Regions from separate parts of the Homo sapiens genome. Here all the other regions are linked to region 1. A link is a loop called in an ENCODE intact Hi-C map of the cell type or tissue named here. Cell type or tissue: HepG2. All regions are shown on one strand. Links, peaks and the distances in the headings refer to the core of each region. The heading gives the core; the rest is flanking DNA. Region 1 has its middle 100 kb from the start of TBX5-AS1. Region 2 overlaps TBX5 (T-box transcription factor 5). Region 3 holds the start of LOC105369993 (a long non-coding RNA gene).

Region 1 (10,252 bases), core at 1,515-9,514:
GAGAAAGCAGATCCCTAATTGACAGGGCTGGGAGGGACAGGGGTTAGGGGAATCAGCTAAAGGGCACAGTGTTTCTTTTTGAATGTTCAAAAATGGACCGTGGAGATAGTTGTCTGTATCTGTAAAAATACTGAAAATCATTGAGTTGTACACTTTCAAGGAGTGAATTGTATGACGTGTGTGATTTATATCTCAATAAATTTGTTTAAAGAAATAACTCAGAGTTGGCCAGGCATGGTCGCTCATGCCTGTAATCCCAGCACTTTGGGAGGCCGAGGCAGGCAGATCACTTCAGGTCAGGAGTTTGAGACCAGCCTGGCCAACATGGTGAAATCCCATCTCTACTAAACAAAAATACAAAAATTAGCCAGGCGTGGTGCTGTGCACCTGTTATCCCAGCTATTCAGGACGCTGAGGCAGCAGAATCGCTTGAACCCAGGAGGCGGAGTTTGCTGTGAGCCGAGATCATGCCACTGCACTCCAGCCTGGGTGACAGAGTGAGACTCCATCTCAATAAAAAAATAAATAAAATAATAACTCAGAGGCATGTGGGGCTGCAGTCACAGAATAGCATCTAAACCAAGGTTCTGTTTGATGGGAACAGCACTAGGATTCAGGTCTGGGGTTCCAGTGTTTGTGAACGACAGGAAATACCAAGAGGAAGGGATCCCGGAAGTTTAGACAAACAGATGAAGCGGTCTGTGACTGCAAATCCTGGGGACAGAAGCTGCTGCCCACAAATATGTAGAGAATTGTGCTGTTGAAGAGAAAACAGCCTCATTCTGAGTAATTGATGAAGTTTACTTGGGAAGTCAACTTCAGCTGAACATGTGGTTGAAGTTTTAAAAGGGAGAGTTCTTCTTGTGTGTGTGTCTTTGTTGGGGAGCAAGAACTCCCTGTCAAGGCAGCATTCATGAACAAAGTGAGGACAGTCTACCTGGAATGTTAAGAAAGCATTTCTGCACTAAGGATAGACTTTGGAATAGAAGCCTGCCGAGAACATGTCCAATTCTTAAAAGACTATGATTCCAGGAAGACTAGACCCCAAGTTCACTAGAATCTTGCTAAAGCAACATTTGCTTTGGAACAAAACTCAGGATGAGTTGGTCTGAGAAGCCTGAATTATAAAAACTATCAGAAGACCACATTGTAAGGCTTCTGGAGGGCTTGTCTGGAGGTTCTAGGAGGGGAGAGCTGCTACTCCTACACCCTTGGCTAAGAACAGCCCTCTTCTATCGGTAAAAGTCATCTTCTTTGACTGTGTGGGCAGCTTTGGGAGGAATGCACATTGAGTGGTGGGGGAGGAAGGGGACACTCACCTAGCCAGCCAGATCAGCCAAGTCAACCCTGGTGATCAATGGGGTGGCAGATGTTGCAGCCAGGTCGCCCTCACATCCTTGAGTTGTCATCCTTGGGGACAGTGTTTCTGTGATGACCTAAAGGGCCACCCTCGGGAGACAGTGACATACATTGGATACGAGCATGACTTTGGAGTTACGGAGACCTGGGTTTGAATTCTGGCCCTGCCATTTATTCTCGGTAGGATACCGGGGCAAATTAGACTCTCGGTTTTCTCATTTACAATATCGGAGTAATTATATAGACACTATTGTGTCAGAGAAGCATTACAATAAGGGCTCTTATTGACACTCCAAATTCTTTCTTTTTCTGGATCACAAAAACAAAACCAATATGTGGTAAAAAAAAAAAAATTGTCCTCCAAAACATACATATTGAAAACCAGAAGCAAACATGCCCTGAAATTGTGCCTCTCAGATATACCTGCTATTTATCCTTTAACTTTTATATATTTTTCACATATACTTCAATGAGTTTTATTATTTTTATCATGAAAAAATACAATAAACTTGACACATTAAACATTAAAACTTGACAACACCCTTACAACATTCTGTGTGCTCTCCTACAAGTCTACTATCAGTTAAAGTTGTCTTCTTTGACTGAGCGGGCAGCTTTGGAAGGAATGCCCATTGAGTGGTGAAGGAGGAAGGGGACACCCACATAACCAGCCAGATCAGCCAAATCAACTCTGGTGATCAATGGGGTGGCAGATGTTGACTCCAACATCCTTTGATAAAACATAGCAGGTTAAAGGTCTAAGAGATATAGGTACTAGGAACCTTCAGATTTGGAAATCTAGTCTTTATCATCACCTCCACCTCCGTCATCACAACCACCACTGCCACCATAACTACTATCACCCCCAGACCATCATCATATCGACTACCACTACCACCACAACACAATTATCATCACTACCACTGCTTCCATCATCCCTACCATCACCATAACCTCACCCCCACCTCACCAACACCATCATCACCATCACCGCCATCACCACAATCACCACCATCATCAGCACTAAAACCAGCCATCACTACTATCATTGTTACTGTCATCAGCACCACTATCATCATCAACACCATAATTACCACCATAATCACCACCATCACCATCACCACCATCATCACTACCAGTTATAAAGTGCCCCTGGGCAAGCCACTTGATCTCTCTAGATTCTATGTGTGCATCTCAGGCTTTTGTTTACCCATCTTTAATTCAGCGTTAAATATCTACCTGACCCTACACAAAGTTTTAATAGCCCTTTCCTCTATCATTTGTATCCAGATCCCAGGAGACTTATTGGCATTCAGTTTTAAGCGTCCACACTAGGTGAAAATGCACTACATTTTAAATTTATGTTAAAATTCTCTGTAGCCCATACATTGGGAACTTCTCTGATCCAAAGTAAGTTTTTACTGTCAAGTTCTGGGTCTCTAAGACCAGAGATCTTAGAAGATTTAAACACACAAATGCATCCAAGAAAGAGCAGGAGAAAAGCCAGCAATACAGAGAGGACTTCCTCAGCCTGGTGGTTGTGATGCCCCGTCTTGAGAGTAAACTTCCCCCAATAATCTGGGCAGTCTTTTATTTTTCTGGCCTCCATCACTGACCTGTTGCCTCATGGCAGTGCATTTCTGAGACACGATCAAGACATTCCATTGAGTTATACTACATCCAAATATCAGACGCTGCCTTTGAACCCTTCTGACAAACCACAAACTTAGGAACCAACGTTGACACAACACTCAGCGGATTCAAAACACTGAGCAGGGGAAAGGAGAGGGTGTGGGAAAAGGCTCTTTGATTAAATGTGTTTCTTTCTCTTTGTGCTCTAATGGGGTCTAAGGTACTGCCTGGCATCTTGGAAGTTCACGTGCTTGTTTTCTGAAGAAAGTCTCTGTCACATCCTCTCTCAGAAGTTTTCGGCCAAGAGCAATATTAGAGATTTGTTATTGGTTTAAATAACCCAGCATTTCCATGGATAAACATTCAAGCAAGAAAAGGAAAGCATAGAGGAGAAACTTCTCTTAAGAGAAAAAAAGGATGTGAAGAAAGTCAAGATATTAGCAGTCAATGTGTCTCATTTTCCAAAGAATTAGGCTTATCTTTTCACAGACCTTTGTCTGCTGGAATGACTGTCTAACCTCCATGCCACGTTTTTAATCCCTGCAAACTGATTTTAGTTTTTGCCAAGATGGATGTTGGATCTGAATGAAAACCAGAGTCATTTATCTTTGCCAAGGCATTTTCTTCTTCTTCCGCAGCGGAAAGTTATGGAGATAGGTGCTTTCTCATCGGAATGTGCCCCTTCCAAAATTATCAGGCTCCTGTGGTTTGCTGATAACCAAAAAGACTCAAGCTCAGAGGTGCAGAAACTCATTGAGGATAAATGAAGAGACCATTAAAAAGAAGACATATGTCTTTGTAGCCAAAGAGGCAACCAAGAAGATATTTTCTGAATGTGGGGTAACTTCATTTGCTAAAATGGGGGTCATGAATGATTATGCACCTCCATTTTCAAAACTGGACTCAAATTCCTTTACTTGTACCTCTTCTTTAGGCCTAATGTTGGGGGGGGAACATTAGCATTCCAGGCACCTTTTCAATTAAGAATAAAGGCTACAGGGCAATTTAAAGCCAATGACTGATTTCTTCCTCTCCCCTCTGCTCACGGAGGAGCCGAATTTTCTTTGAAGCCAGGATCGGAATCTGAAGCCTGGTCAATAAGACAGCTTAGACTGCTCAGAGAGAGCCTACTTTGGTTTGAGGTATAGGATAAATGTCTAAGGGCATTTCTGTCCTCCTCAGTGAAGCCAGGTGTGTGTTTTGTTGAGAGAAACAGCAAACAGATACAGATGCTAGCATTATACAAATACAGTGTTAGCAACCCCAACACTGCGGGACTTAGAAAGCATTTAATTCTTCTAATTCATTACCATTTATCACCTATCTCTCAGCTCAAAGAGCCTGGAGATTTGGAGTTTCTTTTAGGGATGCCAAGAATAAGCACATCACCCACTAGGGTACCCATCTCATATTAATTATTAATAGTTACAAAACACTCCGGTTATAGGTTGTATGATATTTGGCTACACATTAAGCCATCAATCTTACTAAATTTCCTTTAACATGCAGGAAATAAAAGCCAAGAGTACCTCCTTGGAAGCCAAATGGTGCAGAAAGAGGAAATTGATGAGGGTTATGTCACTCAGTAGTGAATCTGATTCATCAGAAGTGAAAAAAGTCATCAAAAACTTTGTTCAAAAAGCCACAGGTTATTTTGAGCAAAGTCTGTTTCTCCCCCCATATGCTGATAGATTTCCTCTCATGGTTAAAGCTACACGTTTTTTCACAGAATATTAAAGTTATCAGAATTTGGAAGATAGAAGACCCATGGCAGCAAAGGTTCTGGCCTATTTGCTAGAAGATTTCCACTGGTTTGGGGCAGCTTGCAGGGCCATTGTCCTTTTGTGTTTCTGGCTGATGGGATGGAAAGGGACAGAAAACCAACCTCGGTTCATGCGGTGTTGGTACTGCCTGGAAATATGTATTGTTAGTGCCCTCTAGCGGCCGAGTCTTGGCTGGACATTAAAAGACATTTTTCACCATGAGCTGGGTGTTGAGTGCTTTTAAAAAGCAATTTTGCAACTTGGCTGTGGCCACTGTGCTCTGCTTGGAGTGGCTTTAGACTTCATGATGCTGGTGCTTTCATGTTAAACTGTTTCAAAGCCTCTTGTGGAAGCAAGAGCGTTTGAACTAAACTACAATTTTTGAAAATGGCAACTTGAAATATTTTTACCTCCAACGTAGACCATTCTTTGCCTGCATGCTTCCCTCTGGATTGTCTGTTCCCAAAAACAGCATCTTCATTCAATGAGTAAATGTTTTCTATTACTCAAATTTATTTGGCAAAATAGACTCGGGTAATAGAACATTTTTTTCTTCTTCATACTAATTGTGTGCCTTGCGAAGGCTCTAAAATCATTCCATTTTGACCTAGAAATTCATTTTCTAGGAGTTTTTCCTAAGGAATCACTATGAATATGAACAAGATTGAGGAACAAGCTACTTCTTAGAAGGTTATTCGTAATAAAGAAGAAAACAACCACCTAACGGGCCAACAATACAGACATTGATAAATTATAGTTCATCCAACTCATGGAGTAGGAGGTAGTAATTAAAAACAACATATTATGATTAGAACCGGAAATACCATTTGACCCAGCAATCCCATTACTGGGTATATATCCAAAGGAATATAAATCATTCTCTTATAAATACACATGCACACCCATGTTCATTGCAGCACTATTCACGATAGCAAAGACATAGAAACACCCCAAATGGCCATCAATCAATGACAGACTGAAGAAAGAAATGTGGTACATATATACCACGGAATACTATACAGCCAGAAAAAGGAATGAGAACATGTCCTTTGCAGGGACATAGATGAAGCTGAAAGCCATTATCCTCAGCAAACTAACGCAGGAACAGAAAATCAAACGCCACGTTCTCACTTATAAGTGGGAGCTGAACAATGAGAACACATGGACACAGGGAAGGGAACAATACATGCTGGGGACTGTCGGGGGAGGATGGGGTGGGGTGAGAGCATTAGGAAAAAGAGCTAATGCATGCTGGGCTTAACACCTAAGTGATGGGTTGATAGGTGCAGCAAACCACCATGGCGAACGTTTGCCTATGTAACAAACCCACACATCCTGAACATGTACCCCGGAACTTAAAAAATAAAATTAGATAAATAAATAAATAAAACGTACTATGGTTTAAGAAGATCCTTTTCAAACAGCTGGGGACACTGGTCACTCAAGTGACTTTCCCGGTGTCTCACACAAATCCTCAGTGGTGGTTATGTGGGTGTTGATTTTGCAGTAGGTCATTGAGCTACACATTTTCTGAATATATGTATTTATAATTTTTAAAGAATATTTTTTATAGTTTAAAAGAAGATTTAAAAAAAAAATCAAAGAGACCAGGTATTCTAATCCTTAATTTAGCTCTGTTTCCCACACTAGTCTACTCCTTGGAGGAACGAAGGCACAAAAGAGAAAAGATGGAATTATGGTCTCTGGGAACTAGATTTTAAAATTGCATTTAAGAAATACCTAATGTAGACGACGGGTTGATGGGTGCGACAAACCACCATGGCACGTGTATACCTATGTAACAAACCTGCACGTTCTGCACATGTATCCCAGAACTTAAAGTATAATTTTAAAAAATTGCATATAGAACATCCCATTGGTGGGACTGGATTTGTTTGCAAATGGTCTTGTCAGTGGTGAAGTGGAAGAGAATGTGGAGCCCCACTCAAATGAAGTTTGCAACTTGTCAGCAGATCTGGAAAAACAATACAGTTAAAATTCTTGACTCTCTGGAGATAGGAAATTATTAATAAATTTCACGAATGCATATTTCCTTATTGCCATTACAGTTGTGAGGGATGGCTGTATCTTTTGCTGTTATTTTTAAACCCCATAGAATATTTGTAGAAAAACAATTTATCTAAATGTATGAGGTAGTTTATAACTTCTCTACATTTCCATGTCAGAAGCAAAGAGATAAATAGTTAATTCTGAGTTACGTTTAATAAGTATTCATTTGTATCTCTTCACCAGAGACGAGAGAAAAGCAGCTTAGTCCCAGACCTCAAGGTACCCCCGAATGGCTGGGAGGAAGTTTGACATCCTTGAAAAAAAATAGAGAGCAACATAAGGCAAGTGAATGCGGTGTACAGTATAAGCATTATAATGCTCTAAGGAATAAAATCAAGTGTCAAGATGCATAGTTTATAGTAAGGAGATATTGCGTCAGGCTAATTCGGATATAAATCTGTATGAACATGTGATCTTAAATCTCTATGGCTCCACTTTATCTACAAAATGAGAATAATATTGCTACTTACTATTGTAAAGATTGAATGCACATTGTGCTTCCATGTTTATTGCAGCACTATTCACGACCACCAAAATTTGAAGCAACTTAAGCATCTGCTAACAAACGAATGGATAAAGAAAATGTGGTACACATACATGATGGAGTACTATTCAGCCACAAAAAAGAATGAGATCCTGTCATTTGCACCAACATGGATGGAACTGGAGATCATTATATTAAGTGAAATGAGCCAGGCACAGAAAGACAAACTTTGTGTGTTCTCACTTATTAATGTGAGTTTAACATGAAAACAACTGTACTCGTGAAGATAGCGGGTAGAATGATGGTTGCCAGAGGGTAGGAAAAGCAGTGGGGAGTGGATGGAAATTGGGGATGGTTAATGGATGTGAACATAGAGTTAGATAGAAGGAATAAGATCTAGTATTTGATAGCACAACAGGGTGACCACAGTCAGCAATAATTTATTGTACATTTCAAAATAACTAAAAGATGGGGCCGGGGGAGGAAAAGCATCAAGAGAAATAGCTAATGGATACTGGGCTTAATACCTAGGTGATGGGTTGATCTGTGCAGAAAACCACCGTGGCACATGTTTACCTATGTAACAAACCTGCATATCCCGCACCTGTACCCTGGAACTTAAAAGTTGAAGAAAAATAAGGAACGCATTTAAACCATCTGACTGGCAAAACAACAACAACAACTAGAAGAGTATAATTGGATTGTTTGTAACACAAGGAGAGGATAAATGCTTGAGATGATTTATACCCCATTTATCCTGAGGTGATTATTATGTATTGTATGCCTGTATCAAACTATCTCATGTACCCCATAAATATATACACCTACTATGTACCCACAAAAGCTTTTTAAAAATAATTTAAAAATTTAATATTTTAAAATTAAAAAAAGAAAGAAAATGCACATTGCAGGCCGAGCGCGGTGGCTCACGCCTGTAATCCCAGCATTTTAGGAGGCTGAGGCGGGCGGATTGCCCGAGCTCAGGAGTTCGAGACCAGCCTGGGAAACACGGCAAATTCTCTATGAAAAATACAAAAATTAACTGAGCATGGTGGTGTGTGCCTGTAATCCCAGCTACTCAGGAGGCTGAGGCACAAGAATCGCTTGAACCCGGGAGGTGAAGGTGAAGGTTGCAGTGAGCCGAGATCGTGCCACTGCACTCCAGCCTGGGCGACTGTGAGATTCTATCTCAACAAAAAAAAAAAAAAAAAAAAAAAAGCACATGGCTGGATTAAATGCTCAAACATATTAATATAATATTAATTACCAGTGAATACCTTGAGCCTGGCCAACCAGAGAGCCTTGGATGGAGACTCCCAGTCTTTGCAGCAAGCTGGGTGTGTAGGTTTCTACCTTTAGGATGTGACTTCCCAACCTGACGAGGAGCCAAGATGCTTGAGAAATTGCCATTTCCATATCATTTGTCAGTTTCTCTCAGCAGATGGTGCTCTTGAGACCTTCACCCACATGAGTTCAGAGGGCAAGAGCTCCAATTTGGCTACCTCCCAAACTAAAGATCTTCGTGTCCAAGCATTGTCACCAGGAAGCGTATTGCTGAATAAATGCATTCTTGAGTTAATGAATGGGAGGCAGAAAGCCCTGATGCAGTGTCAAAGGAGGGCCTGGTCATCTGGGGGTTTGTCTGGCAATTGAGCCAGGGGCCACCTTCTCTACTTCCCTCTGTAGGGTCGTGAGACTTTGAGGAAGAGACACAGCCCCTGGTGCCTGGAGACCTGGTTTTTAGTCCTGGCTCTGATTCTTAGCTTGCTGTGTGATCTCAGGTTTTCACTTGTTCACCACAGCACCTACTTCCCCCTTCATAAAAGGGAGACAGCACCAGTGGGGCTCAAACCCTTTGATAAAAGCTAATATTTTTAGGCTGGGCATGGTGGCTCACACCTGTAATCCCAGCACTTTGGGAGGCCAAGGTGGGTGTATGGCTTGAGCTCAGGACTTTGAGACCAGCCTGGGCAACATGTTGAAACCCCACCTCTATCAAAAATACAAAAAATTAGCCAGGTGTGGTGGCACTCACCTGTGGTCCCAGCTACTTGGGAGGCTGAGGTGAGAGGATCGCTTGAACTCAGGAGTTTGAGACCAGCCTGGACAACATAGTGAGATTTCATCTCTACAAGAAAAATTAAAAATTAGCTAGGTGTGGTGATACATACCTGTAGTCCTAGCTACTTGGGAGGGTGAGGCAGGAGGATCGCTTGAGCCCAGAAGTTTGAGGTTGCAGTGAGCTATGGTCATGCCACTGCACTCCAGCCTGTGTGATGGAGCAAGACTCAATGCCTATATATATATATGTATTACGTAAAATATATGCAAATATATAAAATATATTAATTTTGTGTGTGTGTGTGGGTGTGTGTGTGTGTGTGTTTAACGGCTGTCAATTCTTTGACACCTCTCTCTTCGAGTGATGAGTTCTATGTCACTTCTCCTTGAATCTGGGCTGACTTTAGTGACCCTGTTAAAATCAATGGGGTATAGTGGAATTAATGCTGTGTGTTTTTGAGGCTGAGTCTTAAGAGGTGAACCAGCTCCCACCTTATTTGCTGGAACATTCTTTCTTGCACCCTGGGCCACCATATAAGAAACCCAGCTTCCCAACTTCCCTGAGACTGCCCTATGGTCAGGCCATGTGTGGATGCTGTGGTGAACCGCCCAGCTGAGTAGCTGACAGCCGGTGTCACTTGGCAGCTATAAGTAAGCCACCGTAGATCCCCAGACCAATTGCGCCATCAAATGCCTTTAGCATCTGCCAACATTTGGCTGCACTATATGAGAGACCCTGGGCAAGAGCTCCCCAGCTAAGCCCTTCCAGAATTCCGGACACACAAAATCGTGAGCAAAATAAAATGATTGTTTCAGGCCACCAAATGGTGGGTTAATTCGTTACTCACCAGTGGTAACTAGAACACACTCAGAGATGGAAAGG
Region 2 (10,252 bases), core at 1,310-9,309, 150 kb before region 1:
ATGTACCCCAAAACTTAAAGTATAATAATAATAAAATTAAAAAAAAAAAGAAAAGAAAGCACACAAGTAGCAATCTCAGAAAGTGAAGACAAAGAGAAGTATCCAGCCATCACCTTGTTTTTGAGTTGAATATGGAGCATTCCATGATGAGCAGTCGGCTGATCAGTACCAGTACCCAGCTCTGTCACTGATGGGGCCAATGTATCTCATTACAGGAGCTTCATCCCTTCCTCCTCAAGGTAGACAGGAGTGTCCCATTTTTCTCACAGACTCATTTCAATGAACAAACAACAAGCTAGATTTTATTTACTAATTCTACTTCTAGTTACAAAGATAATTCATCTTCATCATGAGGAAAACTGGGACATCCCAAAAGAACAAAGAAAATTTGAACACCCACAATCCCATCACTGTTATTGTTATACATCCTAAGAGTGCTTTTGTTTCCTTTCAAGTGTGAATGTATGCTGGTGTGTTTAATCAAATTGAGAAGCTGCTGTGCAAGCTACTTGAAGCTTCTTTAGCTTGCAGTGAATTTTAAACATCTTCTCCACAAATGTGTTTCTTCTTTTTTTATTTTCTTGAGACGGAGTCTCACTCTGTCATCCCAGCTGGAGTGTAGTGGCATGATCTTGGCTCACTGCAACCTCTGCCTCCCGAGTAGCTGGGATTACAGGCGTGCACCACCACGCCCAGCTAATTATTGTGTTTTTAGTAGAGATGGAGTTTCACCATGTTGGCCAGGCTGGTCGTGGACTCCTGACCTCAGGTGATCTGCCTGCCTCGGCCTTGCAAAGTGCTGGGATTACAGGCATGAGCCACCACACCTGGCCCACAAATGTGTTTCTTAATGGCCATGTGGTATTTCATCATGCACTAATTTATTTAACCAACTCCATATTATTGGATATTAAGGCTGTTTCCTATTTTGCATGATTTTAAAAAATCATGATAGACTTCCCAGAAAATAAATGTTTATATACATCTCTGATTATTTCCTTCCGACCAATGCCTCAAAGCAGAATTATCAGACTAAATGATTTGCACATTAAGACTTTTGATACATTTTGCAAACTCTCCCCTCCCAAAGGTTTATCTAGTTTGTATTCCCAACCATTAGTTTATGAGATTTTCTACTTTCTCATTAGCAATAGGTAATATTATTTTTTAAATATACATTTGCCAAGTCAATGATTTAAAAAATTATATTTAACTTGAATTCCATTGATTAAAGTCTTTCGGCCTGGTGCAGTGGCTCACGCCTGTAATCCCAGCACTTTGGGAGGCCAAGGTGGGTGGATCACCTGAGGTCGGGAGTTCGAAACCAGCCTGACCAACATGGAGAAACCCCATTTCTACTAAAAATACAAAATTAGCCGGGTGTGGTGGCGCATGCCTGTAATCCCAGCTACTCGGAAGGCTGAGGCAGGAGAATCACTTGAACCCAGGAGGCAGAGGTTGTGGTGAGCCGAGATTGCGCCACTACACTCCAGCCTGGGCAACAAGAGCAAAACTCCGTCTCAAAAAAAACCATAAATAAATAAATAAAGTCTTTCAAGCATTTACTGAACATCTGCTGTGTTACATACTTTGCTGGAAACTTTCACAGATATTATCTCACCTACATGCACAACAGTTCTTTGAAGCATGTAGAATATCTTCTCTGTTTTTTTTTTTTTTTTTTGTAGAGACAGGGGTCTTGCTATATTGCCCAGGCTTATTCCTGGGCTTCAGCAATCCTCCGTCCTTGGCCTCCCGAAGTGTTGGAATTACAGGCATGAGCCACCAAACCCAGCCAATTATCTCCTTTTTATAGAGGAGGAAACTTAAGGCTTGGGCTAACTTAGGTTTCACGGTAAGCCCTGCCACACACCAGCTGTGTAATCTGGGGGGGGAATTTTCAACCTCTCTGAGCTCAAGAATACTAATGAGCTGACCCTCTTGAAAGTTCTTGTGTTTCTTCTGTCCTATAAGCTTGGGTCCTAAACTGTAGAGGACCAGGAAGCCAGGCGGATGCTGTAATATTCCTGAGTACAAAAAAACCTACCATCTCACACATCCAGAGTCTGTCCTCTGCAACTTTAGAAATTACCTGGAAAGGAGCCTATCACAATTAGTAGGTCCTGTATGAGTAAAGATATCGACCGCACATAGTAGAACCTTCCTACCTGTTTACTGAATGAAGGCATGTGAACTAGGTGATTACTACCCACTTACAAACCTACATCTCATTCCTCCATCACAATTTCTGCCTCAGGACTTTGCACAAGCTGTTCCCTCTCTCTGCAATACTTTTCCTCCCAAACTTTTACCTGATTAATTCCTACTCATCATTAGGGCTGTGCTCAAGAGTCACCTCCCCCAGATGGGGTTAGGACCCCTTGCCTTATCCCTTTATGCCATTGGGCACTCTGTCTTTGTAGTAATTTCCACCACTGCAATCCACTGAGGATGCACATAATTTCCTAAGGGCTATTTCTCTCTCTCACTAAATCATAAGTTCCAAAGGACACAGCCCCTCTCTTTTTGTTCACTGCTGTGTCGCCGGTACTTACCACATGTCCAGTCTAAAGCAAGCACCCACCAAATACATTATAGGACTGTAACAATGTGCATTGTGTGCCTTGCCATGGTTTTATCAACACCATGATGAAACTACATTAACTCTTGGACATTGCATCCTTAATCCTACTGATTCAGTGAAAAGATCCACTATAACAATCATTTAGAACCCAAAGAGGTTAACCTGTATTGGTTATGAAATGACAGTGTCCCTTGTCTGATTTGTGAAACTTGCTGTGAACATATTTTTAATGATTTTCCAATGGTGGCAACTGTTTGAGTGGTGGGGTGGGGATGCAGATTCCTAATTTGGATGATGTTCCTCTGAAAGCATAAGACTGACTGTTGTATAGAGTTGATAAAATTAGTTTCAAAGGCAATGTCTTCAAAGGCAACTTTTTTTTTTTTTAAACTGAACCCATCAGAATAAATATCTATTTGGAGCACAGTCAGAACCTGTTCAGTGAAACTTTACTAATGCAGTCCTTTGGGGGAACAGGAAAGCCATTGACCTAGTTTCTCCATTGCACTTGAAAGAAGCTGAATTGTCATTTCTTTATAATTAATTCACACTTCTCAGGGCTTCTTTGCCTGGGAAAGGTCCCAGGGGACCTGATTAAATGAATAACTTGTAATCAACAAGCCAATTGTTTCTTTTTCAAGGGGATGTGGCATATTTGATAGCTCTTGATAATTTGAGGGATGCGGGCATCAAAATTACAAAAACAGAACAAATCTGCTGCACAAATGTACTCACCAATTTGCTGCTCTCTTCTGTCCCATATGTGTTTTAGAGCTCAAGTTCACAAATCCTAGATCCATGGATTTAAAATCAATATCTGATTCACTGATGGTTCATAAAGTTATTTGCAGTAGAACCCCCAAAACGCCTGGCTCCAACAATTAATTCAGAGAAAGAGATTCTTGAAAAACCCAAACATTAGGTGTTACATATAATATGACCGATACCATTTTAAATAGGTTGGAATTCCTAAAGACTTTTCTTCTCCAGTGCCTACACAAATTCCATTAAAACAAGTAACCTCATTCCAAGGATATAAACCAGTGGATCATATATTCAGCTTCATCACACTCAAGGACAATGGATCCCAAATTCTCCTGCGATGGGCATGAGAAATCACGTGAGGTGAGAAATTCACATGCAAGACAACCTCTTCCTGTTTCCTCCAATTCCTATCCCCTCTATTCAGTCGGTAGAAAGAACAGGAAAAAAAAAAAATGGGTGTTCAACTTCCTTGTACTTGTTTAAGCACATGGTATTTATTAGGCATTAATTGGCACACAAATATAAGGCACGAGTACTTAATCCTCACCCTCCCCCCTTAGCAACGTAAAGAGACATAATCGCATAGGGACACTCACTTACAAACACACTCACACTCTCTCACGTACTTAAACACACTCAGCCTCACATCTTACCCTGTTCTCTTTATTAGGGTCTGTTTATAAAAAAGGAAAAAAAAAATTCTTTTTAATCAAAAAAAGCAAAGCACATTCGAAAGAGGAAAAAAACAAAAAAAAACAAAAAAACACAAACTTGGTTTTGAGTATCAATAAAATTAAAAGCTCTTGGCCAGCTCCTATGCTGGGTTTCATTTCATGTTATTACTTAATTAGAATTCCTATTTATAAATAAATAGTACCAGTAAAATATTACATCTGAAGAACCCTACCATAACACTTTACTTACACACTTTTTTTAATACTGTTTTCGGCTTTCAGTAAACACAGTTTTGTGTTGGCATTGGTGTGGGCGTGGTTTCTTTGGCGAGATATCATTGGTGACTGTGTCTTGCCTCTTCTGTAGGAATTGTGCATTTTGCTTGACATCCAGTTTGGGTTGTTGGTGATGGAGGTTTGGAAGGTTGGGGCTGGCCTTGTTTTTTTCAAAAAAAATTTTTTTAATCAGGAAGAATATTTATTTTGGCTTTTTGTCCACAACTCTTGTCAACACAGAGCTTGCACTGTTATCACAGTCCTGCCTACATGTAAACGGGGGCTTTTTAAGTTTTTCAAAGCAAGCTTTCCGGAAGGGAAGCTATAGGCCACGTTTTAGCGACAGACAGCTGGAAAGACAGAGCTGGCAAGATGGTAGGGCTGAATAAGATAGGATGCCAGGGAGCGTCAGTGTTATCCTGACTCCATGGGTAAGTAGAGGCAAAACTGAGCACGTGATATTGGAGAAGGCAGGACAAAACCAAAGCAAATGGGGACATACAGAGGCTTTTCAGAAACATCACATGGCAGAGGTAGGTGCTTTTCTTAGTCAAGGGGAAACGTGAATTTAGGTTTCAGGGATGGTTTACTTGAAGGGAATCCCGCAAGTACATATTTTGAAATATACTTGCCTCAGACCTCCCCCCAAATAAGGGACTGGGTCCCATTAAGAAAATTGAAAGAAAAAAATATATTATCATTTATTATATAACAATGTCAACATTAACACCAAGACAGGGACAGACTCCAACTACGCACTAGGGAAAAACACTCAATGAGGCAAGACTTTCTAGAGCCCAAAAGAAGGAATGGGGGAAGAGATCTGGGGAGTAGCGTGAATGTGGCTGGTTGATGGGTGTGGTGGTAGTGGGGGGTGGGACTCATCTTTTTGTGTTTGTTTTTTTAAGTTTTGAGACAAAACAAGAAAGTCACATTTTTAAAATTGTGGTTTCAAGCTACTGATTAGATCAGCATCCAGCGACCTTGAGTGCAGATGTGAACATTGGGTGAAATGAAAAATCTTGTCCGTGGGGTTCTCTTGGCTACTGTCTCTCTCCTTCTCTCTCTTTCTCCTCTCTCTCTCTCTTTCTCTAGGAAATGTCTGTTGTGAAGCAGGCCTCACTTTAGCTATTGTCGCTCCACTCTGGCACCATGCCAACTCCGTGCACAGAGTGGTACTGATGAGGGGATAGAGTCCTTGGCACGCCATGAGAGTAGAGGAACTCAGGGGGCTGAAGGGTGCCAGGGGACTGCAGGCCAGTCTGAGGCCCACACTGCCTGACCACAGGCTGGTGGGCCACGGAGGTCTGGTGCTGGAACATTCCCTCTCCCAGCTGTGGGGAGCCATGGTTGGCCATGCCAGCCAGCCGAGGGACCAGGGGCCCCGAGGTGAAGTGAGCGGAGAAGTGCTGGTAGGGTAGCCTGTCCATGGGCTGCACGGTGGTGACGGTGCAGCTGCTGTAGGAAGGCATGCTTGGCCACGTGTTGCAGCTGATGTCCTCTAGGCTGGGCACAGGCTCGCTGGGGGGCGCAGAGCTGGCATACATGCAAGCTTGCCGCTGTGCCGACTCTGTCCTGTAGGAGGCACCCAGGCCCTGCTGCTGTGGATAGCTAGAGCGGTAGAAGGAATCTTCTTCACTGGGTGATGTCTCCATGTAGGGCTTCTTATAGGGATGGTCTGTGGTGGAACATTCTTCCTCTGTGAAGACAGGAGAGACAGCAGTGAGGCCAGGAGCAGGCACCAGGCAGCTAAAAGTGGAGACAGTTATTTGGCCAAAGTACTGAAGAATAAGTCCTGAGAGACTGTTAGCCCTAACCGCCATTCTGAATACAAAAAAAGGGGGTTGGATTGTAATGGTTAAGACCTTGGGCTATGGAGTTCTATGCAAACAGTTTGACCTTTCTGGGTTCAGCTTCTTCATCTGTAAGATGGAAAGGGTAGGAAATAGCACTTCCTACAAAGGGCAGTGTTGAGAATTAAATGGGAAAATACATGAAGCACTTAGTCCAGAGCCCAGAAACACTCAATAAATAGCAACTAACCAGGTGCAGTTGTGCACGCCTATAGTTCCAGCTGCTCGGGAGGCCAAGGAAAAAGGATCACTTGAGCCCAGGAGTTTGAGACCAGCCTGGGCAACATAGTGAGACCCCCCATCTCAAAAATAAATAAATAGCAATTATTATTATCTTTCCTCTTCTCCAGCATGTAAATTTCATAAAAGCAGGACATTTTCTGCCTTATCCATGACTATATTCCCAGAACCTAGTAAACACCTACTATTAACAACAGCATCAACAATAAGTCAAAACAAACATATACAGTGTGTACTCTGCGTAGCACGATTCTAAGCACTCTCCAGGAAGTAACACATTTAATCACAACAACCCTACCAGGTGGGTTTTACTATTATCCTCATCTTACAGATGAGAGAAAAAGGACTCACGGAGGTTAAGAAACTTGCCCAAGGTTTCACATGGCTGATAAACAGTAGAGCCAGGATTAGAATCCAAGTAGTCTGACCACAAAGCCCTTGTTTTTCACTGTCTTGATACATAGAGAAAGCATGCAATAAATATTTGTACGATGGATGGATGGATGGATGGATGGATGGATGGATGGATGCATGGATGCATGGATGCATGGATGAGTGGGAGGGAGCTTGAATGAATGTTCAAATTCTTTCCTGATTCCTTATGTAAGCATGTGCCTAGTTAGTATTTGTTAAGTTGGTACAAGTTAATGTGTTGCTGTTTCCTGCTGAGCAAGTCCCTTCCCTTCCCTGTGTACTAGTCATTTCCTAGTGTAGGGAAGTGGAGATAGTTTTGTCTCTGAAAGGGGGTCTCCTTTCACCACTTCGGGGCCACTGGCCCCTTTGAAAACAAGAAAAAGTGCTGGGCTCTTTCCTAGAAAACTGCATTGAAACACAATGTTTTGAAAACTGCATGTGCATACAAGGCTTTGCATACAATTTCAGGGGGTTCAAAGACTCCCTAAAACCCAGACCCCAGGTTAAGAAGCCTAGACATGTCTGGATTTGAATCAGGCTCCTTTACTTAATATCTGCGTGATACCAGCAGGGCATCTACGCTCAGAGACTCATCATCATCTCTGAATCAAAGTGAGTAATACTTACCTTACTGGGTAGCTAAGAACTAAGATTGAGCATGTAAAGTCTCCTGATTTCCGTCAACATGAACAGCTCTTGTTGCAGGGCTAACACCACCAGTCAGGCTCATGGCAGACATAATTCACAATAATACCCTCAAAGTATTCCCTTCAGGGGAAGCAATACTTGGGGATATCTACCAAAGTATAAACCTCAACACAGACTCATTACTTATCTGAAATTTTACCTTCCAAACTGAAAATTCTCTTTCCTCATCTTTCTGTCTCTTTCTAGTCAATAAATGTTAAGAAATTATGTCTGTCTTTGGAGAAGTGAAGAAAAATGAAACACTGGGGCATCCATGCAACTCACTGTGATGGCTCATGGCCATGAAAACAGAATGCTGAACTAAATAACGAGAGGAAATGATCAGAGCTATTATTTATTGAGTACCTACTACATGACCTTACTCTTCATCTCACAGTAATTCCTCAAGGTGTCTGCTGTAATGCCTGTCTCATAAAGGCAGAAACTAAAGCTCAGAGAAGTGACTTGCCCAAGGTCACATGGCTGAGAAGGAACAGAGGCTGGAATCTAAGCCAGATTGGATTGACTTTGCCTACACACCTTGCTTCCAACTCTCTAGATTTCTAATACCCAGTGCCACTCATGCAATCATACAGCAGATAATTACTGAGCTGCTCCAAAGTGCTAGGTATTGTGCCAGGTGCTGGAGATAGAGTGGTGAACATGATCCCGTTTTTGGTGCATGTCCTCAATCCCAGTCTATCCTACCATGAGCAGTAAGTGAGGGAGGCTGACACTCTGTGACTGAGAGGTGGTCCTCAGATATAAAGACACAAGTAAGCCATTGACTCAAGACTAAATCCTTTGGCTTTGGACTGGTTTGTAAAATAGCTCCCAAACCCAGGTAGAGTAGCTTGGGTTTGGATTCCACCAATCAGCTCCATTTGTATCAATGTCCAAGTGACACCCACAGATAAGCCAAAAGTATCCACAAACAAAACATATCTCTTAGGGTTGTGCCCACTTAACAGCAAGTAAACTTATTTCCACTAGACTCTTTCTGGGCCACATATGGGACTTATAGGATACCAAAAAAATTTGTACCAAAAATAAAAAAAAAAGAAAAACACACTCTTCCAGGTGTTCTATCTACATCATGCCAACCATGCAGATGTTTGAAAACATCCAGATGAATGAACGGCCACATTTTTCACCTTTTAACTGTGCGGGGTTTTTTTTGTTTGTTTGTTTGTTTGTTTGTTTGTTTGGAGGCTTGAAGACATTGCTATACTCAGCTTCTTTTTGTCCTCACCACCTCCTCCCTTGATTCCTTTCCTTCAATTCTTCCTTCCTTCCCCCAGATTCATAAACCTGAGTGTTTCCATTGTTGCTGGAATCATAACCTTTGGGTTTTCCAATTAACCAGGGTGTTACCCTTTTCAATAATAGAAAGTACAGCTGCAGGGCACCCTTAGCAAGAGGAAAAAAAAACAAGGCAAACTAACTATTTTCAAGTTTCTGATCCCCTTCCAGATTTGTTACAAGTAAAAAAGGAAGAATAATAAGAAAACGGCCGGAACACATTTTGGAAAATCGTAAAATTATACATTCCAGTCTTTAATACCCCAAAGATCTAATGCAGAGCACTAAGAAAAACTCAATCTTGGCTTATTGATGAAAGCAGGTCCTGAACATTCTCAAATTCCTCTCAGGCCTCATCACATTGTAAAGAAATTCCAACTCAAGGATCCAAATTTCAGGTCAGTCATGATAAATGCTCTGGATGTAATCTCTGTGTTTATTTTGGTTATGGCTCAGTTTCTTTCTTTTTTCTCTTCTTTGAGAGCCCAATAACTGTTCAACAGCAAAGACCTATCTCCAGCCAAGTCATGATTAACTTTCAGGGTTGGTAAATGGGCTATACTTAAGTATCAAGTCTTCTGATGAGATGAGTCCACAACTCGGCTTCAGAAAGTTGCATATTAAGAGTGGTCAGTTATATTGCAACTATCCTAAACCGAAATGAGTCTCTTAGGTAACAGTAAATTCTTCCTGATTCTGACCACTCATTATGGCATGGCACTGTAGAAAACCCTAGTACTTTGGATTTTTCTAGATATTTTTGATTCCGGATAAAGTGAATTTAGTAATGCATCCAAGGCACAGATATTAAGGCACAGAGTTACAGCTCCAATGCTCGCTCGCCATGTGACTGGATGAATCACCAGGTCATTCCAATCTCAGTTCTTGATTGTAAATGGAGATAATACCTGAACTTTTTATGAGATTTAATTGAGGTAATAATGAGGGCAGTTGAGTTTTTATCTTCCTTGCACATAAAGCATTCAAATCTTGTCTGTCCAAATGACCTGGGTCCATTCTCTTTTCCCTCTTTCTCTTTTGGAAGACTGGATAGATAGCTTTCTGAAAGTTGTCCCATACTTAATAGTATTTGGGTAGATTACAGAGCTGGAAAGCTCACAGAGTGCTTTTAAATACTAATCCTATTGAGCAAATATTTTCACTATTCCCAAATGGGTCATTTCTCTTGCCAATTCAGTTCATTCAGATGAAGAACCATTGGCGAGTCTTCCCAGACAGAGACCCTGAAACTCAGAGTAGTAATCTTTCTAGCTGAGTGACCTTCAGCAAGTTGGGAAGGTGGCTATAATTCAGGTCTTCTGACTCACAAAGCAGTGCTCATTCTGACAGATGGCCCCAGGCTTTCCATTTCACGCAACCCTACATGCTCAGCCAACATGAAAAGGTAGCAAACCTTGACTCTTATGGATGAGTGGGTGGATGAGTAGATGGATGGA
Region 3 (10,252 bases), core at 1,538-9,537, 500 kb before region 1:
CCTCACCCTTCCAAAATGCTAGGATTATAGATGTGAGCCACCCTGCCCAGCCACAATTCTTATTAAGTCACTAGAACGCGCAAATATCAGAAGCAAGGCCTTACAATGCTTAGGAATTCTCTAAATCAATGGTTCTCCAGTAAGGCAGATTTTGCCCTCTCCCCAGGGGACATTTGACAATGTCTGGAGATATACCTCGTTGTCATGACTTGGGATGGGAGTGCAGGTGCTACTGGTATGGTTTGCAGAATAAGGCCTCTTAAGGATGTCTATGTCCTAATCCTTGCAAACCGGTGCATGCGTTATGTAACATGGTAAAGGGAATTAAAGCTGCAGATGAATTAAGGCTGCCACTTGTTTCACCTTAGAATGGATAGATTATCCTGGATTATCTGTGTGGGCAAATGTAATCACAAGGGCCCTTAACCGAGGAAGAGAGAGGCAGAGGACTGGGTGCTGGGAGCTTCTAACGGAACAATCCCAGTGACTCCCCTCAGCACCAGCCCCCTCTGTGACAAGATTCCAGCAGCCAGGGCAAGCAGACCCCATATGTGTGCCAATGAATTAAGAAAAAAAAGCCAATCTTTTCCTCTAAAACCCTATGGTGGGCTGCACACTCACATAAACAGGGAATGTTTATTCACCTGTGAACAAGAGCAACAAGGATTCCATCCTTTATGTAGGTAGTGTCAGCCGAATGAATTAGTGCACAAACAATAGATTCTGAGATGAATTAGACACACTTCCTGGCATGAAGGACCACACCGCCTGGATCCAGGTACTGAGTGTCACATTGCATGTGTGACATCACAGTGCATGACAAGGAACTGCATGTAAAAAGGAAATTGAGGTAATATGGAGGCTCGGAGTGATTCTCAGATGTTTGGAAAGGGGAACCTGGGAAGGCTTCACAGAGGCGGTGATGTTGGAGATAAATCTTGGAGGACAAATTCAAAATACTCAGGGAACAAGAAAAGAAGGAACAACGTAAGCAAAGGGGATGGCACATGCAAAATCACGATTTTCAAATCCCCCAGATGGCAGGATGGAGAGGCTGAGAGTCTGTGAAAAATGGGCACAATGATATTACTTCCCTCATAGATTTATCAATGAGAAGTGTAAGAGAACCCAAGCAAAGAGTCTAGCATACACGAAGGGCTCAGGAAACATTATTGCAGAATAGTACTAGATTTACCTCTCTAATAGATCATGCAGCATAGCATGCTTACCTTAAGTTTTACGATTGTATGTCTGTGTTGGCAGGGAGTACTCCAGGCAAAGAAATGAATTAGGAATGGTCTTAGTCTATGAGACTGTAGAGTCTACATAAACAAAATAGCATGAACTGGGTAGCTTATAAAGTACAGAAATGTATGCCTTACAGTCCTGGAGGCTGGGACATTCAAGATCAATGTGCCAACAGATTCAGTGTCTGATGAGGGTCTGTTTCCTGGTTCATTGATGGCAACTTTTGACTCTGTCCTCGCATGGTGGAAGGGACAAGAGATTTCTCTGGGGCCTCTTTTTTATAAGGCCACTAATACCATTCATGAGGGCTCTATGACCTAATCACCTTCCAAAAGGCTCCATCTCCTAATGCCACAGACTGAAGGCGATACTGTTGGCTTCCTTACTTTTGACGTTTTGGGACTCACACTGGCTTCCTTGCTCCTCAGCTTGCAGACAGCCTATTGTGGGACTTCACCTGGTGATCACATGAGTCAATGCTCCTTAATAAACTCCCTTTCATGTATACATCTATCCTATTAGTCCTGTCCCTCTAGAGAACCCTAATACAATTGACATAATATTAAAGATCTTCCTCCTCTTTCAATTTTGCATGAAATTTTATTTCTTTGCATTAAGAGGTTTTCCACTCTATTTGATGCTAGAAATTCCCCATGAATTGCAGAGATAGTTAGGGCCAAGAGGTGTTTCTTAGAACCTCCTAAGCCAGTTTGGGTTGATGGCTTGGGAGTTAGGAAGCTTTGACTCTCATTTCAACTCTGCCAATCAACATGTCCTGTGACCTTGACATGCCACTGCCTCTCTTGGGCCTCTATCCTAATCTAAAACCCTCATTTAGTAGATGAGAATATATAGTTTTTCTGAAAGTGTGGTATGCTTAGCACTGGAGGCATCATGAAGCATAAAAAAACACAACAAAGGAAAAGGATTTTATTAAAAAGGTTATCTTTTGTTTGTGTCTGATACTGGTTTTCAATTTCATGGTGTATGAATTTGCTAGGGCTGATGTCACAAAGTATTGCAGATGGGGTGGCTTAAATAACAGAAATTAATTTTCTCATGATTCTGGAGGCTAGAAGTATGAGATCAAGGTATTGGCGAGGGTGATTCTTTGAGGTCCCTTCTCCTTGACTTGTAGATGGCCATCTTCAAGTTCATATGACATTCTCCCTTTATGAATGTCTGTGTCCTAATCTCCTCTTCTTATAAGGAAACCAGTCCTATTGGATTAAGAACCATCCCAATAATCCCATTTAACTTATTAACCTCTTTAAAGACCCTTCCTCCAAATATAGTCATATTCTGAAATACTGGGGATTAGAACTTCAAAATATGAATTTTGAGGGGTCTCAAATTAGCTCATAAGACATGGTATTTATATGTAGATAAAATTTGTTTCAAAATATGGCAAAAATATAAGTCAATTTAAAGGAAGAAACTTTTAATAATACATTCATATAGCAAAATTATGAAAGTGGTACAAAAATGGCAATTTCTCTTATCTATTGATGGGTAACGAGCTGTCTCAACATTTGGTGGCTTAAAACAGCCATTTTATTTTGCGCATGGTTTTGTGGGACAGGAATTCAGGAAGGGCTCAGTGGGTAATTTCTGTTTGATTCACTTGGGGTCCACTAGGGCAACAGGATCCACTTCCAAGATGGCGTCTTCACTCACATATCTGGAACCTCGGTGCTCCTTGTCCTTCACGCTCCATTTGGTGCCTTATTTTCCAGGCCCTCTTCCCTCAGGTAGCCTGGGCTTTCTCACAGCATGGTGGCATCAGGGTTGTAGGATTTCTTACAAGGCACTGACTTGTAGAAAGTTTTCAGGAGCTCCGAATGAGGAGATTCAAGGGCTCTGACGACCAACCGTCGGCTGTCCCAGTACGTCACTTCTTCCACATTCTAATGGTCAGAGTAGTCACTAAGGCCAGTCCAGGTTCGCGGAAGGAAAATTAGATTCCACGTCTCTATGGGAGGACTAGCCACACTAAGCCACTGCGCTGGTTTAGAACTGTCTGAAGTCCCTCCTAGAGGTCGTGTGTTTGATTCTGCATCTCCGTGATTTGTGAATCTTGCATCATTTAAATTCAGCCTTACACACTGATGCCTTTGGTGCCGTCCCAATATTTAGGTAGCAAACTCGTAGTGGGTAGAGATTCAGGCTTAAGCTTCCAGCCTGGCTCTGAGGAGAACTGTCTGGGGCTCCCTGCCCTCTTCCCCATGGATGAGACTCTTCCCAGCCTTGGGCAAACACAGCGGGGAGCTGGCACCATCTCCCGCTAGACACCTCCTCCTTTTCCTCTTGCCCTTACCATGACTCCCGAGTTATTCTCAGAAGTAAAAGCTTTCCACGCCTGCTCTTCTCTCCTGCAGCCAGGAGTGCAAATTTAGATATTGGAGCTGCTCAGGCAGAAAAATGGCCCTGGAATCAGGGAAGCAGAAACCTGCAGCTGCCACGAAAGGACCGCGGAGATGAAGACCCGGAAGCTTGCATGTGTTGAAGCCCGGGGTGTGGGGGACTGTGGTCACGTACTCGAGGGGGCTTCAGAGACCTCTGGGAAGCCCTTTCTGCCCACTCGAAGCCTGCCCCTGTGCCTGACAATCTTCCATCGGGAGCGATGTCATAAAGAAGAAATGGAATTCAGTGGGAAGAGTGGTGGACTCGGGGACAAAAGATCTGGGTTTGCGCCCTGGCTCTGACCTAACTCACCAGCATTATTGGAGGCACGTTAGGTAGGTGCTTGTCAGAGTCCTGCGTTCTAGGTGCTTTACAGGTGTCCACTTACTGGATCTTCATAACACACCTATGAAGCAGGGAGTGTCATCTCTATTTCACAGCTGAAGAATCTGAAGCTAAGTGTCATGTTTGTGTGTGGAGTGAGAGAGGGACGCCGAGAGAGGGAGAGTGAGAGGGAGAGAGGGAGAGTGAGAAGGAGAGAGAGAGAGGGAGAGGGAGAGAGAGAGAGTGAGAGGGAGACAGAGAGAGAGGGGGTGGGGCAGTGGATAGGGGGAGGGAGGAGGAGAGGAGGAGGGAGGAGGATAGGGGGAGGGAGGAGGAGAGGGGAAGGAGAGGGGGAGGGAGGAGGAGAGGGGGAGGGAGGAGGAGAGGGGGAGGGAGGAGGAGAGGGGGAGGGAGGAGGAGAGGGGGAGGGAGGAGGAGAGGGGGAGGGAGGAGGAGAGAGAGGAGAGAGGAGAGAGGAGTGATGGGGGAGAGGAGTGATGGGGGAGAGAAAGAGTGATGCGGGAGAGAGGGAGAGGGAGGAGGGAGAGGGAGAGGGAGGAGGGAGAAGGAGGAGGGAGAGGGAGAGGGAGGTGGGAGAGACAGAGAGACGGAGAGAGGGAGAGACAAAGGAGGGAGAGACGGAGGAGGGAGAGAGGGAGGAGGGAGGAGAGGGAGGAGGGAGAGGGAGGAGGGAGGAGGGAGAGGGGAAGAGGGAGAGGGGAAGAGGGAGATGGAGTGATGGGAGGGGGGAAGAGGGAGATAAAGGGAGTGGGGGAAGGGGGGAGAGGGAGATGGAGAGAGGGGAGGGGGATGGGGAGGGAGGGAGGTGGGGGAGGGGGATGGGGAGGGAGGGGGACATTTCAAACTTGAGTGGTGCACCTAGTGATGGAACACAATTGAATCATTCAGGTGGGGAAACAGGCCCCCAAAGAGGGGCTTTCTTCCACAATAGTTTGATAACTATTTTAAAATATTATTTTCTAGAACAATGTTTTTCTCCAGAGGAAAAATAAGGCATTTAGGTTTATAAACTTGGACAGTACAAATAAGAATAAAGAAGGTCAAAAATTACCTTTATTGATCTTGCCATTCAGGTAAAACCATAGCACATTACTTCAATGTATGACAGGAATGATGTAAAATGCAGATTTTTTTTTTTTTTTTTTGAGATGGAGTCTTGCTCTGTCAACTAGGCTGGAGTGCAGTGATGCAATATTGGCTCACTGCAACCTCTGCATCCCAGGTTCAAGCAATTCTCCTGCCTCAGCCTCTGGAGTAGCTGGGATTACAGGCACGCACCACCACGCCCGGATAATTTTTGTGTTTTAGTAGAGATGGGGTTTCCCTATGTTGGCCAGGCTGGTCTTGAACTCCTGACCTCAAGTGACCCACCCACCTCAGCCTCCCAAAGTGCTGGAATTATAGGCATGAGTCACTGTGCCTGGTCAAATGCAGATGTTTTAAATAAAAAGACAGATCATGTCTTACGTGATTGTTTCCCATCTGCTTTTTAATGAACCTTTGAACATTTCCTTTCCAAATCAATGTTCTGTGACATTGGTTTAAATGGCTTCTTATATATATGTAATATATATATACATATATATATTCATTATATAAATCAATTTAGTCAATCTTTTGTTTTTGGACATTTGTGTTGTTTTAAATTTATCTTACCAATGTTGAGATGAAATAAGTCAGTTGCTTCCTTCCAATCTTCCCTCCCCTTCCCCCCTGGGGATCAGTTGGCTTTCTGTCTGAATGGTTTTCAGGTGAGACAACATTTTGCCACAAGGGGTCCTCCACACTCTTTAAGCAGAAGAAACTGTTTGCCCACGTTGAAAGGGATTTGGAGCAAGAGAAACTCTGGTTTGCATCCCAGCGTTGCCACTTGCTCTCCCTGAGACCTTGGACAAGTGATTGGGCCTCTCTGCACCTCAGCTTTCCCTGGGGAGAACCATCATTTACCCACCTTATCTCATTTTCATAACAATCTTGCAAGAAAAGTGCACAGCACAGTGCCTGGTGGGCGCTCAGGAAGTAAAGGTTTTTCATCTTATTAGTTCTACTCCAGCTCCTTCCTGGAAAAGTGAAATTTACAATAGCTCATGGGGTGGTGGGAGAATTAAATGAGATCACACATGTAACGTACCTAGCCAATAGTTTTAGTTGATTGGATTTGAGACCTGGTCTCACTGTTGCCCAGGCTGGAGTGCAGTGGCATGATCACAGCCCACTGCAGCCTCCACCTCCTGAGCTCAAGTGATCCTCTCTCCTCAGCCTCTCAAGTAGCTGGGACTACAAGTTACACACCTGTAGTCCCACCATGCTCCACTAATTTTTTTTTCTTGGTAAAGATGGGTTTTCTCCATGTTGCCCCGGCTGGAACTGTTAACTTTAAAAATTATTACTACATAATATTTTTATTATACAGAAAGCGGTAAGAGATAAATTAGGCTAAACCTTTGACAGGAGGTCAGAAGGGACAGTGACTTCTCTTTGGGCCTGGAAGTTGACTCTTCCACCCCAACCCCGACTTCAGCACACTTCCCAATGTTATCAGCAAAGCAAGTCCTGAATGGGACTGCCAGAGATGCCCAACTCCAAGAGCAGCTATTCACATAGACTCCTAAGAACGCAATAGAAATGGCACTCCTCACAGGCACGCGGCAAAATGGCCCAGCTCCTCATCCATTCTCTCAGAGGACCAAGTACCAACTCCTGCAGCACAGAAATCCCTTTCAACAGTTCTAGCCCATATGGTCTTTTCTTGAAGAAATTCATCCAAGTGGCCCTAAATTTTACAGACACTTCCCATCTGACATCAGCTCTGCAAGGGGTAGCAATAGAGTGACACTTTTCCAGCCTCCCTGTCAATCATGGTGGCTGTGTTGGGAGACTTAGTTATCTGCAGAGCAAGGATTTAAAACCAGGTCCAGTCTGAGTTCAGCACCAGAGCTCTTATCTAGTATTCGAAGGACAAATTACTGACAAGAGTACATGCTTAATATTGGCTCTGTTCATATGTGTGAGAATATATACAGAAAATAGTATATAACATAGATAAGAGAATATGAGTCCATATACATCTTTTTTAGCATTTTTGCTTTTATTTGACATAACTGCACATATTTATAGGGTACAGTGATATTACAATAGTTATGCAATGTATAATGATCAAATCAGGGTAATTGACATAAAAATCACCTTAAACATTGATCATTTCTTTGTGTTGGGAACATTCAAAATCTGCCCTTCTGGCTATTTGAAAATATACAACAAATTACTATCACAGTCACCTACAATGCTATAAAACACTGGAGCTCATTCCTCCTAGCTAGCTGTAACTTCGTATCCATTCACCTACCTTGGGCTATCTCCACCTGCACCCCTGACCCTTCCCATCCTCCAGTAACCACTATTCTACTCTACAAGATCAACTTTTAGTTCCCACATGACAACATGCAACATGCAGTATGTCTTTTCATGCATATGATCTTTTAGTTATAACCACTCTGAGAGGTACCGTTATGCCCATTTCACAGAAGAGCAAACTAAGGCCTGGAGATGACAGGTGACTTATTTCAGAGTCCATGCTCTTAGCTGTAAGCTCTGCTATGTAAGCGCTCAGCCATGGTGGCTGTTATCATGGGAGGCTCTGAAGGAACTCTAAATAGGCAGCCACGGGGGTCCTCCGCTTGGATGCCTTTTAACTGATCTTCTGCCAGGTGGGGGCACGGAGCTGGGTTATCTCACCATGGCCTTTCAACCTCTCAGAGAACCGGGGTCAGGGCAGGGGCAGCAGGCCTGCTGAGAGCTGGTGGGCTGAGCAGCGTGGGCTGTGTCAATGTGAGATGTCCCAGGAGGACCAAGGAGGTGAGGCCCTGCAATCCACATGCCTGCCCAGGAGAACAGGAGGGAAGAGGGAAGCTGGAGGCTAGGAATGAGGCTTGCTCCACCTTCCTGCTTCAACCAGCAGCTCCCAACATTTCAGTTTTAAAGTTTACCTTTGTAACTTATTCAATATTACAAAGCTGTATCTTTAAGGAAAAGTAATGCAGAGAGCTATACTGTCCAATCACTCAGGACTAACCAGTCATCATCTTTTGATGTATTACTTCCCCCACTTTTCTCCATTCTTATGTAAACATGCATACATGTAGGATTTACCCACTTTGGCAAAAGTGAGATTGCCGGCCAGTCACGGTGGCTCACATCTATAATCTCAGCAATTTGGGAGGCTGAGGTGGATCACTTGAGCCCGGGAGGTTGAGGCTGCAGTGAGCTATGATCACACCACTGCACTACAGCCTGGGTGAGAGAAACCCTGTCTCAAAAAAAAGAGGGGGGAATTTGCACTGTATTGTTATTCTGCAGTGTGTGTTTTTTGCTAATACATCCCGGACACATTTTCAACATAGAATTCATGGGTCTCTTTTTAACAGTCGCATGGTATTCCACACCAAGGGTGTCCAATCTTTTGGCTTCCCTTGGCCATATTGGAAGAATGGTCTTGGGCCACACATAAAATAAAATACGCTATCGATAGCTGATGAGCTAAAAAAAAATCATTGTGAAAATATATTTTAAGAAAGTTTACAAATTTGTGTTGGGCCACAAAAGCCATCCTGGGGTGCTTGCAGGCCACAGGTTGGACAAGCTTGTTCCACAGTCCAGACGGATCACCACCCCCAGCCTCTTCCTTACGGATGGACGTGCAGGTCATGCCCAGTTCTTTGGATGTTATAAGATGGGCTACAGTCAACACCACTGTGTGCCTGTCGAGTACTTACTATTGTACTTACTATTGCTAGGCTAGAGTTCTGCTGGGTCAAAGGCCATGCAATTTTGGAATTTTAGAGTTCACTAGATTGCTTTCCAAAAGAATGAGCAACTCACACTTCCTGATAGTTCTTTGAGAAACTCACTTCTACATAGCTTAAGTGTTGTGGGAGGGGGAGGAGGGAGGATCAATGAATTGAGTAGACAGAAGTCTTAAGTATAAAGAGTTGGCAGTTTTCATGTAACGTGCTGTCAGAAGAAAGTCCTTCTGACTGGAATATTTCATTCTCCCTTTAAAACACTGCAAACGACCACTTCATTTCACAAAAGGGAGATAGGATTTATAAGGAGACCTCCACCTGGTCCTGGGACTAGGACAATAATGACCAGAGGGACAGCCGTCTGGGGGTGGGGTAGGCTACAGCACACGTTGCAATAGATTGATGGTCACAAGAGATGAAAGCAATGAAACTTCCCAGGGGGCATTGGAGTTGCTTTGGCCTCACCCACAGAGACAGAAGTGTCTGGGACTTTATGTTCTAGGGCAGCCCCCCATGCAGTGACTGACTGGTGGGGACAATAGAAGCTCAGGTCCCTTGCTGGGAATCAAGACCTATTAAGAGGCTACACTGTGCCCCACAGCACCCTGCAGGATCAGGCTCAGGCTGGGATTTGCCTGAAATCATACCCTTGCTGGAATTCTACCCTTTCCTATCCTGCTTCCCCTCTCCCTTCCCAGTTCCTCCTGGAGACAATCCATTGATAATTCCCTGGCACACAACTCCTTGTCTCAAGGTCTGCTTCTGGGAGAACTGGAGGGATGATGACAGTGTCAGGAATGCTCTCTTTAGGGGAGACACCTTCATTCAGCAGTCATTCAACAGAAGAGTCAAGGGAACCTCAAACTCCCCTCTACAGCTGCAGGGGAATCAGCTTCCCAAAGGGGTTTTCCATTGGGGAACAGGAACCTTAGATGCAAGGGGATGAGAATGGGGAGCATACAGGTTCTAAGCAGCAGCCTGAAGAGATAGTTACCACCCACCCACCATTTACTAGCTCTACAATCATGCAAAACCTTATTCTCTATAACCTGCAATTTCCCACCTTAAAAATAGAATAAGCAGCACCTGTCATGAAGAATTAAGAATGCACTTCGTACTTGTTTCTATGGTGTGTGCTTTGGCAGAAGATGTGGGATCAGATCATTCCATCATTCACTGTCCCCAAGTGGGGACAACTTCACCCCCTCAGGACTGTCATGAAGATTACTCAGAGGATCAGGTTCACAGCCTTGCAGAGAGTAGGTGCCCAGATGAGCCATCACCCACGCTCAGAATCATAACAGTAGAAGTACCCTAGATGCTGGACCAGGAGAGAAATAGACAATTTGTTTAAAAATTCAGTAAGAGCATTTTCATTATGCAAATAATTACATAATTGAAATGTATAAAGGGCAAAGAAATAAAGCCAAAGTATCTCTTGACTCTTCCCCAAA

The links. A loop is a pair of places that touch in the nucleus more often than their neighbours do. Peaks named below come from ENCODE experiments on the same cell type or tissue, not always from the same donor. Only the 100,000 strongest peaks of a DNase experiment are listed, where the experiment ranks them.
Region 2: a loop joins it to region 1, with 7 times the contacts of the local background. A loop is called at or near these places in 2 of 110 quality-filtered maps.
Region 3: a loop joins it to region 1, with 36 times the contacts of the local background. A loop is called at or near these places in 3 of 110 quality-filtered maps.

Annotation. Positions count from the first base shown.
Region 1 is chr12:114,503,791-114,514,042 of GRCh38, forward strand. It overlaps the pseudogene RN7SKP216. Among named protein-coding and RNA genes, the nearest start is that of TBX5-AS1, 100 kb to the left of the region's middle. In HepG2, for the core only: CTCF peaks have their summits at 4,926 (motif pointing left) and 8,736 (motif pointing right); a DNase peak (open chromatin) is centred at 4,921; H3K27me3 peaks cover 727 bases.
Region 2 is chr12:114,350,109-114,360,360 of GRCh38, forward strand. TBX5 (T-box transcription factor 5) reads right to left here. Exons shown (of 9, transcript NM_181486.4): 9 at 3,803-5,998. The coding sequence ends at 5,424. Among named protein-coding and RNA genes, the nearest start is that of TBX5, 51 kb to the right of the region's middle. In HepG2, for the core only: a CTCF peak has its summit at 5,857 (motif pointing right); no DNase peak of the experiment used is centred there.
Region 3 is chr12:114,008,360-114,018,611 of GRCh38, forward strand. It overlaps LOC105369993 (a long non-coding RNA gene), which reads left to right and starts at 2,706. Exons shown (of 5, transcript XR_945351.2): 1 at 2,706-3,986. In HepG2, for the core only: a CTCF peak has its summit at 5,775; a DNase peak (open chromatin) is centred at 5,762.